Regions from separate parts of the Homo sapiens genome. Here region 2 is linked to region 1. Evidence: chromatin contacts called from ENCODE Hi-C or POLR2A ChIA-PET data. All regions are on one chromosome and are shown on one strand. Each heading gives the region's core, a stretch centred on a gene start or an enhancer-like site at or near the end of the contact. The rest is flanking DNA. Distances are from core to core; before and after follow the strand shown.

Region 1 (6,162 bases), core at 2,141-4,640:
AAATGCCAATTAATCAACAAATGGATAAAGAAGCTGTGGGGGGTGTGTGTGTGTGTGTGTGTGTGTGTGTGTGTGTATGTATATGTGTGTGTATATATATGATGGAATACTACTAAGCTATAAAAAGGAATAAGTTAATGGCATTCACAGCAACCCGGATGAGATTGGAATGGAAAACCAAACATCATATGTTTTCACTCATAAGTGGGAACTAAGCTATGAGGATAAAAAGGCATAAGAATGATACAATGGACTTTGGAGACTCAGGGGGAAAGGGTAGGGAGGGGTTGAGAGATAAAAGACTACAAAGAGCATGCAGTCCATACTGCCTGGGTTATGGCTGCACCAATATCTTAGAAATCACCACTAAAGAACTTACTCATGTAACCAAACACCACCTGTTTCCCAATAACCTATGGGGGGAAAAAAAACCTTAAAAAAAAAAAAAAAAGAACAAAGGCTCAGATTAGAAAAAATTCTTGCTTTTAATACAGCTCTGTCATTTGTTAACTTTGTGATTATTAGCAAGTTATTATAACCTTACTGAGTCTCAGTTTCCTCATCCATAAATGTGGAGAGTGGGACCAAATAAAATATGTAAAGTGCTTTACCCAAGGTCTGATCCGTGGTAAATATCCAATAAATATGTATGTATATTTTAGTTAAATTTTAAATGAGAGTAAAAAAACTGGATTTATTTATCTAAATAAACTTCTTAGACAGCAAGGATAAGACTCATAAGACTGGTTCTTATCTTGTGTTTCACAAGTATAATAGTGCAAAGAATAAGTAAAGTGAAACCTAAAAAAGATCCAATCCTAAACTAGTACTTTACAATTGGATAGTGTATGACTTATTAAACTTACTAATACTTAGATCTCCTCACATGGCACAAAGAATGTAGTATCTTTCATAATTCAGAACTCATTTATTTTCTTGTTATTTTTGCATATGATCCACTATGAGAATGAAGAACTTGTTAAGTGAAGGCTGTGGAGTCAGCTTCACAGCATTCTGTCTGTGTAGATGCCAATGACTTCACAACTACGATGTTATTTTGAGCAGTGAAACAATTTATTAAAAATGAAGAAAAACATAAATGACTCCTGTAAAGAAATTAAATTAATCTTAGGTACTAGAACACAGATGTTCTGTGTGCCATACCTATGCAACCATGTCATTAAATCCAAATCTCTAATTAACAGACTCCTGTTTCTTGTTCAAATTTGAAATGATTCATTAAAACCATTTAGAAGCAAGTATAACTCATGAAGAAAAAAATGTTCTTGACCTTTTCTCCACTTTAATTTTTTTCTACTTTGTTATTATTTTTAAAAATTGACTAGCTTACTGACTCAATGATTCAGAATTGAGACGTATCTGACACTTCAAAGCCTGTCTCTCTTACTCATTAGCTTCACATCCTGTACCAACAAAAAATTGTGCAATAAAATCAGAAAAACTAAATAATATTAAGTCATGAAAATGGTTGCCAAAACTTGGGAAAAGTAGTGTAATTAATTTTTGGAGAAAAGAAGATGAACTAAGTTTAGACTTACACTGTTGCTCAGCTTCTACTTATAAAGAAACATTAACATTTTAATTTAATTAAGCAAATATTGTTGAACATCTATCTAATAGAGAAGTAACTATTTCAGTAGACAGAAAAAAAGGCTTCAAATAAGATAGAATTTATTCAAATTCTAATTCTGAAACTAACTTTGTAACTTTGGTAGTTAGCTTCTCTGAATTCCCTTTTGCTTACCCATGATAATAATAGTATTAAGACCAACATCAAGGACCAAGATAGCTGAACAGAACCCTCTAGCAATCATCCCATCTGCAGGAATGCCAAATTGAACAACTATCCACACAAGAAAGCATCTTCATAAGAACCAAAAATCAGGTGAGTGATCACATTACCTGGTTTTAATATCATATCAAGGAGAGAGACATTGAAAAAAGTAAGAAAGACAGTCTTGTATCACCTATACTACTGCATCTCAAGGCAGCTTTGTGCCATGGAAGGGCAGGGCGGTGGGGAGAGAAACTCTGTGCTTGGGGAAGGGGAAGTAAAGCGATTGTGAGGTTTTGCATTGGAACTCAGGGGTGCCGCTTCACAGCAGAAAATAATACAAGGCAGAATTCAGCTAGTGACCAGAGGAAGCATGTAAGACCAGCCCTAGCCAGAGAAGAACTGCCCATCCCAGCATTCAGAACCTGAGTTCTGGCTAGCCCCGTCACCTAAGGCTAAAGTGCTCTGGGGTTCTAAATAATCTTGAAAGGCAGTCTAGGCCACAAGGAAAGCAATTCCTGGGCAACTCCTAGTGCTCAGCTAGGCTTGGACCCAGTGGGCTTGGGGTGTATGTGATCCAGTGAGACACCATCTGGAGTAGCCAAGGGAGTCAGTTTATGACCCCATCCCAACCCTAGGCAATGAAGCTTGCAGTTCTGAGGGAGACCCTAGGCAATGAAGCTTGCAGTTCCTCTGCTTGAGAGAAGCAGAGGGAACAGTAAAGGGGATTTTGCCTTGGAACTTGGATACCAGCTCAACCACACCAAAATAAAGTACCAGGCAGAGTCCTGAATCTCCCATTTCAGACCCTAGCTACTGGATGACATTTCTAGACCCACCCTGGGTCAGAAAGGAACATATTGCCTTGAAGGGAAGGACCCACATCTGGTAGGCTTCAACACCTGCTGACTAAAGAGCCATGGGCCTTGAATAAACATCCGTGGTAGCCAGGCAGGAGTCACCACAGGCCTTGGGTGAGATCCAGTACTGTGCTGGCTTCAGGTGTGACCAAGCACATTGCCAGCTGTGTTGGCCATGGGGAGAGAGTTCTTCTACTTGAGAAAAGGAGCAAGAAGAGTAAAAAGGACTTTGTCTTGCAACTTGGATACCATCTGAGCCACAGTAAAATAAAGCATCACACAGACTCCTAAAATCCCTGATTGCAGGCCTTAGCTCCTGGATGGCATTTCTAGACCTGCCCTGGGCCAGAAAGGAACCTGTTATTATGAAAGGAGAGATGCAGGATTCATCGCCTGCTGATCAAAGACTGTTTCAGCCTTGAATAAACATCAGTTGTAGCCACACAACAGTCACCACTGGCCTGGGTTGGTAGTGGCTGTGGGGAAAGACTTCTGCTTGAGGTAAGGAGAGAGAAGAGTAAAAAAGACTTTGTCTTGCAACTTGGGTACCAGCTCAACCACAGTAAATTAAATCACCAAGTAGTTTCCTAAAATTCCTGATTACAGCTACTAGTTCCTAGATGGCATTTCTAGATGTACTCCAGTCCAGAAAGGAAACCAATAACCTGAAAGGAAAGACATGGGCCTGGCTAGATTCACCATCTGCTGACTAAAGAACTCTTAAGCATTGAATAACCATCAGCAGTAGCTACGTAATAGTTGTTACAGGCCTTGGGCAAGAACCAGTACTGTGCTGGCATTGGGTGTGACCAGAACATTCCCAGTGGTGGTAGTCATAGGAGTGCTTGTGCCACTCTTTTCCCAACTCCAGGCAGCTCAGCATGGAGAAAGAGATGCTGTTTATTTGGGGGAAAGTAAGGGAAGGGAACAAGAGTCTCTGATAGACAATTGGGGAATTATCCTAGATTTCACCCGAGACTACAAAGGCAGCACACCTATGAGTCTGCAAGAGTCACTCAGTTATGGAGCTTGGGGTGTCACCTAATGCAGATACAGCTACAGTTCCCAAAGACTTAGATTACAACACTCAATTCCCTTTGAATACTTGGAAAGTCTTCTCAAGAAAGACGGGTACACAGAAGCCTTGACTGCAAAGATTAAAATAAATACCTAACTCTTTTATGACAAGACACTGATGCACATCCACAAGCTCGAGACCACTCAGGAAAATATGACCTCACCAAATGAGCTAAATAAGGTACCAGTGACCAATCCTGGAGTGACAGAGATATGTGACTTTTCACACAGAATATTTAAAATAGCTGCTTTGAGGAAGATCAGAAAAAATTAACAGAGAAGGAATTCAGAATCCTGTCAGATGGATTTAACAACGAGATTGAAATAATTTTAAAACTCAAGCAGAAATTTTGAAGCTAAAACATTTGATTGACAAAATGAAAAATGTATTAGAGTCTCTAGACAGCAGAAATGATCAAGCAGAAAGAATAGTGAGCTCGAAGATAGGATATTTGAAAATACACAGTCAGAGGAGATAAAATAAAAAAGAATTACAAAATGAAGCATGCCTACAAGATCTAGAAAACAGCCTCAAAAGGACAAATCTAAGAGTTATTGGCCTTAACTAGGAGATAGAGACAAAGATTTGGTTAGAAAGTTTATTCAAAGCAATAAATAACAAAACTGTAAAAACTTAGAGAACAATATCTATATTTAAGTACAAGAAAGTTATGACACAACCAGCATATTTGACCCAAATAAGACTACCTCAAGATGTTTAATAATCAAACTCCCAAAGTTCAAAATAAACAAAGTTTCATACAAGTAGAAAGAGGAAAGAAACAACACATAAAGAATCTCCAATGCATCCAGCAGCAGACTTCTCAGCGGAAACTTTATCAGAAGAGAGTGGCATGACATATTTAAAGTGTTGAAAAAAAAACCTTTTATCATAGGATATTATACCCATTAAAAATATCCTTCAAACATAAAGAAAGACTTTCCCAGGCATATAAAAGCTGATGAATTTTGTCAACATCAGATCTGTCCTAAAAGAAATTCTAAAGAAACTTCTTCAATCATAAAGAAAAGGACTTTAATGAGCAATAAGAAATTATCTCAAGGTAAAAAACCCACTGGTAATAGTAAGAACACAGAATATTATAACACTGTAATTGTGGTGTGTAAACTACTTGCATCTTGAGTAGAAAGACTAAAAAATAAACCTAACAAAAATAGTGACAAAAATTTTCAGGACATAGACATATAATCAGATAGAAATAGAAACAACAAAAAGTTAAAAAGCAGGAAAGATGAGCTTAAAGTGGAGTTTTTATTGGTTTTCTTTGCTTGTTTGTTAGTTTCTTTATTTGTTTTTGGAATCAGAGTTTAGCTATCAGTTTAAAATAATGAATTATATGATGTTATTTGCAGTCCTCATCGTAAGCTGAAATAAAAAACCTATAATGAATTCACACACACAAAAAAGCAAGAAACTAAAACATCCCACCAGAGAATATTTCTTTCACAAAAGGGAAGACAGGAAGAAAGAAAGAAAGAAATGAAGGAAGGAAAGAAAGAAGAAAAGGCCATGCAAAAAGCAGAAAACAGATAACAAAATTGCAATAGTGAGTTTTTACTTATCAATAATAACGTTGAATGTAAATGGACTAAACTCTCCAATCAAAATACATAGGGTGGCTGACTGGGTTAAACAATGAAACACAAGACCCAACTATCTGTTGCCTACAAGAACCATACTTCACCTATAAAGACAAAAATACACTGAAAATAAGAAATGGAAAAAGATTTTCTGTGGTAATAGAAACCAAAAAAGAACAAGAGAAGCTATAATTTCGTAAAATGAAATAGATTTGAAGACAAAAACCATAAGAAAAGACAAAAAGCATTATTGTGTAAGGATAAAGGGGTCAATTCATCAAGACTATATAAGAATTGTAAATATATATGCACTCAACACTGGAGCACTCAGATATATAAGGCAAGTATTATTAAAGCTAAAAGAGAGACCCCAAAGCTATAATAGCTGGAGACTTCAATACCCCATTTTCAGCATTGGACAGACCGTCTAGAGATAAAATCAACAAAGAAACATCAAACTTAAACTGCACTATAGACCAAATGGAAAAAACAGATATTTACAGGACATTTTATTCAATGACACAGCACAACACACACTTTTCTCCTCAGCACAAGGATGGTTCCTAATAATAGACTTAGGACACAAAACAAATCTTAAAAACTTAAAAAATAAAATCATTTCAAATATCTTCTGTGATCACAATGGAATAAAACTAGAAATCAAAAACAAGAGGAACTTGGAAACTATACAACACATGGAAATCAAATCATATGCTCCAAAATGACCAGTAGGTCAGTAAAGAAATTTTTAAAAATTAAAAATTTATTTAATCAAACAAAAATGGAAACAACATTTCAAAACTCATGGGATAGAGCAATATTAAGAGG
Region 2 (5,961 bases), core at 2,645-5,144, 44 kb after region 1:
CTGATTGGGTGGGATAGAACAGCATGGAATTTCCTGTGGGAGGTAATTATATGCACTATGATAGAAAATGAAGGCAATAACTTGTGCATCCATTTCACAGGTTAGAATTTATGGCCATATGGCCACATGTCACTGGAACAGTTCTAGAAAGTATCATTCCTAGCTGTTCAGGCACTTCTCAGTAACAATTCCATAGCATGGAACAGTAAAGCACAGTAGAAATATTTCAGTAGTAAAGCCATGTGGGCATAGAGTTTGCTTTGCAAATTCTCTTCTTGTAATAATTCAATTTCTTTAACAAATATAAAAGTGTCTCACCACGTGTGCACACCTTAGGAATCAGAAATGGAAAATTATACATAGAATAACGGATACACTTTTATGCATTCTATATTGTCCAATATATTCTATATTGACCCATGACTTTTTATCTCCTTAGTAGCTCTGAACGTCAATATTTGTCTTTCCAGCCAAGTGAGGCTGCCACAAGGTTTTGGACACTGCTTTCTTATTGGCTTTTATGCCTTAGGAATAGAACCAGCAAAAATCTTAAGTGAAAAAAAAAGTTATGGTAAATGGTAAACACAGGACTTACTACAACATAATTACTGTTTCTTGGAAATATTATATTTTTGTTATCAATTGAAAGGTTAGTCCAAGGTAACCTATTCTATTTTAACTGTAAGCAAAAACCCCAATAGGGGATTTTAAGCAAGGAAGAAATGTGAGATTTGACTTAAATTTGAGAATTTCACTGTGAATACTGGGTAAGAATAGACTATAAGGGAGGAAGGGTAAAATTGGGAAGAAAAATTAGGTAGCTATTAAAATAATCCAGGTGAGAGATAAGCATTAAGAAAACATTGATGGTGCTATACATTCCCTCCATGTGAGGTCATTCTGCTATGCAGGACTGAAGAGCCCTGGCAATTCCCCTTTAAAGTGTCACCTTCCTGTGGCCCCAGTTTAACTTCTTTTGGAATACTGTCTACGAGTCAAAATAATAAACATTAGGTCGCCCTATAGCAGCACTGTAAATATATATAAGCATTTAATTAACCCTCCCTCTACTATGTATTTTCATTATCATAAAAGATCATATGGATATTTCCTTTCAAGTGTTAGTGATATAAATGAGCAAAATTAAATGTCAGAAATGATTTGCTTCACTTTGAAAAATATTTTCTTTCTCACTCCAAAAAAAAATCTGTCATTGATTGATTTATGTGGGATAAAACAAATCAATTCTTCTCTTGCATATCATCTATTTATTATTAATGAGATAAACAAGTATTTGCCCTCACTTAATGTTTATCTATTTAAAGATACATCAATGTAATATTATTGATTAAATTATAGCACATTGATTTTTAAAAACCATTCAGAATTCTTAAACCATGGGTACAAATCAGGCTTTCTTTAAATATTTTAGCTCTTCAGGCCAGGTGTGGTGGCTAACGTCTGTAATCCCAGCACTTTGGGAGGCAGAGGCAAGTGGATTACCTGAGGTCAGGAGTTCGAGACCAGCCTGGCCAACATGGTGACACCCTGTCTCTACTAAAAATACAAAGATTAGCTGGGCATTGTGGTGGGTGCTTGTAATCCCAGCTAATCGGGGAGGCTGAGGCAGAAGAATTGCTTGGACCAGGGAGGCGGAGGTTGCAGTGAGCCAAGATCGTGCTGTTGTACTCCAGCCTGGGCAACAAGAGTGAAACTCTGTCTCAAAAAAATAAATATGTATATATATATATATATATATATATATATATATATATATATATATATATATATGTATATATATATGCTCTTCAAAAAGCAGTATTACAGAGAGGTTGCCCTGGAATAAATTTGCTGGCTATAAAGGCTAGCCATGTTCCATGCTAGTATTATTAACCTGAGCATATGTACTTATTTAATAAAGGAATTGTGAAACCTAAGTAAAATAATCATGGAACATCCTTAGGAATAAGGACTTATGCTGGGATCACAATAAATTATTCAAATTTATAAATTGAATGCAAAGGATACCTTCATTTTTAGAGGCAAAATTTAAGGTATCTGCAAGATAATTTACTATTATCTTTTTAAAGTTTAGATGCTCTATTTCCTTCCAGCTACCCCATTATCAATAAATATCTAAGGTGAAATGAAGAGAATGCTAAGAGTTACCCGAAGCAAATTGTATTAGTAACAATAATAAAAATTTAATTGACAAAGACTGACAAACCAAAAAATGCTGAAGTTCAACTTTTTTTTCTCCTGTTTCTGTAGTTTTATAAAAACAGCAATTGAGAAAACATATTTCATTTTTCCTTTGGCTACCGAGGAATATAAATTGGTAAATATAAATCTACTTGTAATTCTGAAGGTATAGCATACTTTATCAAGCAATTGGGTGCTTCATAATCTGGCTCAATTGCAATTGGATTGTTGATATGCCAAAGTGAGCTCCAAATACATAAAAATAACTTTGATTGATATATTTTAACGTGAGCAAAGTGATACCTCAAACCTGCATCTTAGCTCATGAGATAAAACATGAGTGGCAGGCATTGCTAAGACTATTCCCTTATGGATGACTGCTGCAGCATATTGAAGAAAACACATTATTAATGGGCTATACTTAGGACATAAAGTTTAGTCAGCAAGAGAAAAACAGCTTTAGTTAATAAAGATAAACAATAACTATTGACTCAGTAAAATGATTCTATATATTTCAAGGGTGTTTCATTGGTAGAAAAAAATTCTGTGTCAAGTATGGTATATTTCTCTTATGTCTTTTCACTTTCTATGATTTATTTTAAAATGTTTTTGAGTACTTTTTATAAGAAGGCACAGTGGGAGATGCAAAGATAAATAGGCACGGCCTCTAATGTCTTGATATAAGGTAGAATGTTATAATTGATAAGAAAACCACAAATATAAAATATGATGCTTGAAATAAAAGTCCACTCTGGCCAGAGAGATACAGTAAGACTGCAAAAATAGTGGTGTCTGATGTGGACTCCACCTGATAGATATTCATGCCTTTTAGAATAGAGGAAAGACATTTTTAAAGAAATGAAACATAGGAAATTGGAAATGGAGAAAATAAAAGTTATGTGTAAGAACCAAAAAAAAAAAAAAAAACACCAAAATCTACATTAGGTTAGAAAAGTTAGGTTGGGTCCAGGTTGTTGAATAATACAGGGTTTATTTCTTTACTCCTGGGACATTTTGGGACTACTGCAATTTTTTGAGCTGACAAATTTCGGGGTGTGTATTAAAGAATTATTTATATCTCAGGACTTTATTAGATTGTTTAGAGAGGGAAAATAATTGGGACAGACAGATCAATTAAAAGCTTATGAAAGTAGACCAGCTAAACTGATTTTAGAGCCTGAGCCTGAATAGGAATGGAACTAAGATAAGGCATTTTTAATTTTTACTTACTGATCTTCCTAAATTATTGCCTCTGTGTAGTTTAAATTCCAATTTAATTTATTGAAAAGTAAAATTAGAAAGTGCAAGTGAAGCTGTAAGTATGACAACATACTTCATAGAACTTGAAATAATACTTAGGCCACAGTTTCCAGGTTTCAGTAGCTGAAACCCCAATTTGGAGGAGTGAGAGCTGCGTCAGTACAGGTTGTTTAAAAGTGACCACTCCAGGCAATTTGGTGATCCTGTTCCCTGAGTAGCAGTGTCTGAGAAAGAAATTTGCATTCAGGAAATTGGTTGGAGAATGCTCTCAGACCAACACCTGACTGGAGCCGGACAGACTTTGGGAGAATTGAACTCCAAAGGCCTCAACCAATCCTCTGCAGAGCTCTAGAACTGAGATAACCTTTCAGAGTCGTCGTGGATTGGGAAAAGGAAACACTAGAGTAGGGCTGGCCAAAAAGAATTCAGCTATCAGTACTTCCAGTGGCTGAGACAATGAGTGCTTCAGTCCAAAAAGTGGTGGTGTCGCAATCTGGACAACATACCACAATAAAGTATACAAGGGAGTAGAGATGGGAAGTCATGTGTAACCTGAGTTCTTTAAGAAGATAATGTCAGCATTGTGGGATGAGAAGCAATTTTCATTTAAAGAGTTAAGTCATCACTGAGTCACACATTTAATTAATTATTCTCCTATTTTTGAATATTTCCTAAATATTTTTTCATTACATTATAATAAGCATCTTATCAGGCATAGTTTTCCATTAGAATTTTTTTAGAATATTTGCTTTTGATATATTCAAATCTCCATGCTTTCAAGGTAAATATAAATACTGATTCTCTAAGTAATAGAATCTGTCAGTTTCTGAAGATCTTCTACTAGATGAATGCATGGCTTCATTCATTCAAAGTTCATTCAAGATTAATCTAACAGAGATTAATTGGCTGCCTAAATGCCTGAAAGTAAACCACTAACGATTACTCATCAGTCAAAAATTTACATTTACCCTGCCCATATCAGAGCTTCATCTTTCTCAATTAATATTACCCAGTGAATCACACAGTTTCACAGTAAACTCTCTTCCTCTGAATTTATAAAGCACAGATACGATCTGGTCATACTATTCTTTATTGGCTGGTGCAATCATGGAAGATGAACAAGCCAGGCAGGAATCAGATGTAAGGAATCACACAATTACTACTGCAGGATGATTCCACAGCTTGTGGTAAGAAATAATTATGGAATGGTGCACAATAACTGTGATTAACTGTGCACCATAACAGGGATGGCGACCTGTCACTATTTGGCCACTGCCTATTCTTTACTGGCAGCAAGTGCCCACAAAATGTGGCAGAGTTGGATGCGGTGACAGAGAGCAAGAGAAAGCAGAGGGTCTAACGGATTTCCTTAGGGCACTTTCAGTGTTGCTAATCAAGAAAGAGCTGTATCTGTATCTAAGCTATACTTATGTCTATATTTCTCTCTATATCTAGTTAATCTATATTTACATAATAGGTATTTTTGTTGTGTGTAATATAATCAGGGCACTTTTATATTCGTTAATTCTTCTGGCAACCCTTTGAAGCAGGAGTTAATGCTATCAATTTTCAAACATATGTTACATAGAAATGGCAGACCTAGAATTGAATCACAGAACAGTCTATTTCAAGCCCACATTCAGAGGTTCCCAATCCAGGCTACCCAGAAGAAACACACTTGGAGCTTAAAAGCAATTACAGAGGCTGGACCACATACCTGGGAATTCTGATTCAATAGGTCTGAGATAGAATCTCAAAAATGTGCGCTTTAAAAATGCATGGGTGGTTCTGACAAAAAACTAAGATGGAGAACTATCGCCTGTAATTATTCCAGTCTATTTTTCTGCATTTTATGTCAAAAAGAGATGGCCACCAAGTTTCCCAGATTGCTTATTATTGAGAGTACTTAGTATTGAGAATATATACACTATGCCTGAAGGTTATGCATTGTGGATGTCTGGTCAAAAAAGTTTCTGTTCCTGTTTAACATCACAGCCATCTGTTATACTCATAAACTTGTAAAAATATTTTATAAGTTATTATGTAAAAATGTACTAATATTATAGATAAGCAGGACATATTGACATCATAGTAAAATTGTTGCATCAATGATGCAAATAATTAAAATACTTAAGTAGAAATATTATTTTCCCTACAGAAATTTTCCTGTTGTAAATACTTTTTGCCATTCTTGATTTATTTCTATTCATAAAATTTTATTTGCATTTTCACTAATGACCATTTAAATTATAATTTCTTAATGGTGCGCAAGTTGCATCAAGATGCCGAGCATTACTGTGAATGGAGATTTTTCAGTCTGAACCCATATGAAAGAACCAACACAGTGAATACCTATTAAGTTATAAGCACCGAACTAGGTACATTAAATTGTTTTAAATTGAGCACTTACTATGTGTCTGACATTATGCTAGGAATTTTATATTTATTTAATTATCAGAACAACCTAGGGATTGGGGAAGCATTCCTGCTTTCTATCTA

What was found. Hi-C counts contacts between places; a loop is a spot of excess contacts on that map. ChIA-PET counts read pairs that join two places held with the same protein, here RNA polymerase II (POLR2A). Pooled maps may share reads with other maps.
Region 2: a map of PC-3 shows a loop between it and region 1 (3-fold over the local background). The contact joins two enhancer-like sites. A Hi-C loop is called at or near these places in 3 of 168 maps with a recorded cell type or tissue (MCF 10A, PC-3 and mammary epithelial cell) and 2 of 50 pooled maps. POLR2A ChIA-PET finds 5 or more read pairs at or near these places in 1 of 52 experiments (MCF 10A).

What each region holds. Positions count from the first base shown.
Region 1 is chr12:59,925,846-59,932,007 of GRCh38, forward strand. No RefSeq gene overlaps it. Among named protein-coding and RNA genes, the nearest start is that of SLC16A7, 330 kb to the left of the region's middle. Within about 2 kb of position 3,391, at least 2 of the 41 ENCODE cell types and tissues checked have a DNase peak (open chromatin) inside an H3K27ac peak, as active enhancers do; they include PC-3 and mammary epithelial cell, where a contact is called at or near this core.
Region 2 is chr12:59,969,242-59,975,202 of GRCh38, forward strand. No RefSeq gene overlaps it. Among named protein-coding and RNA genes, the nearest start is that of SLC16A7, 380 kb to the left of the region's middle. Within about 2 kb of position 3,895, at least 2 of the 41 ENCODE cell types and tissues checked have a DNase peak (open chromatin) inside an H3K27ac peak, as active enhancers do; they include PC-3 and mammary epithelial cell, where a contact is called at or near this core.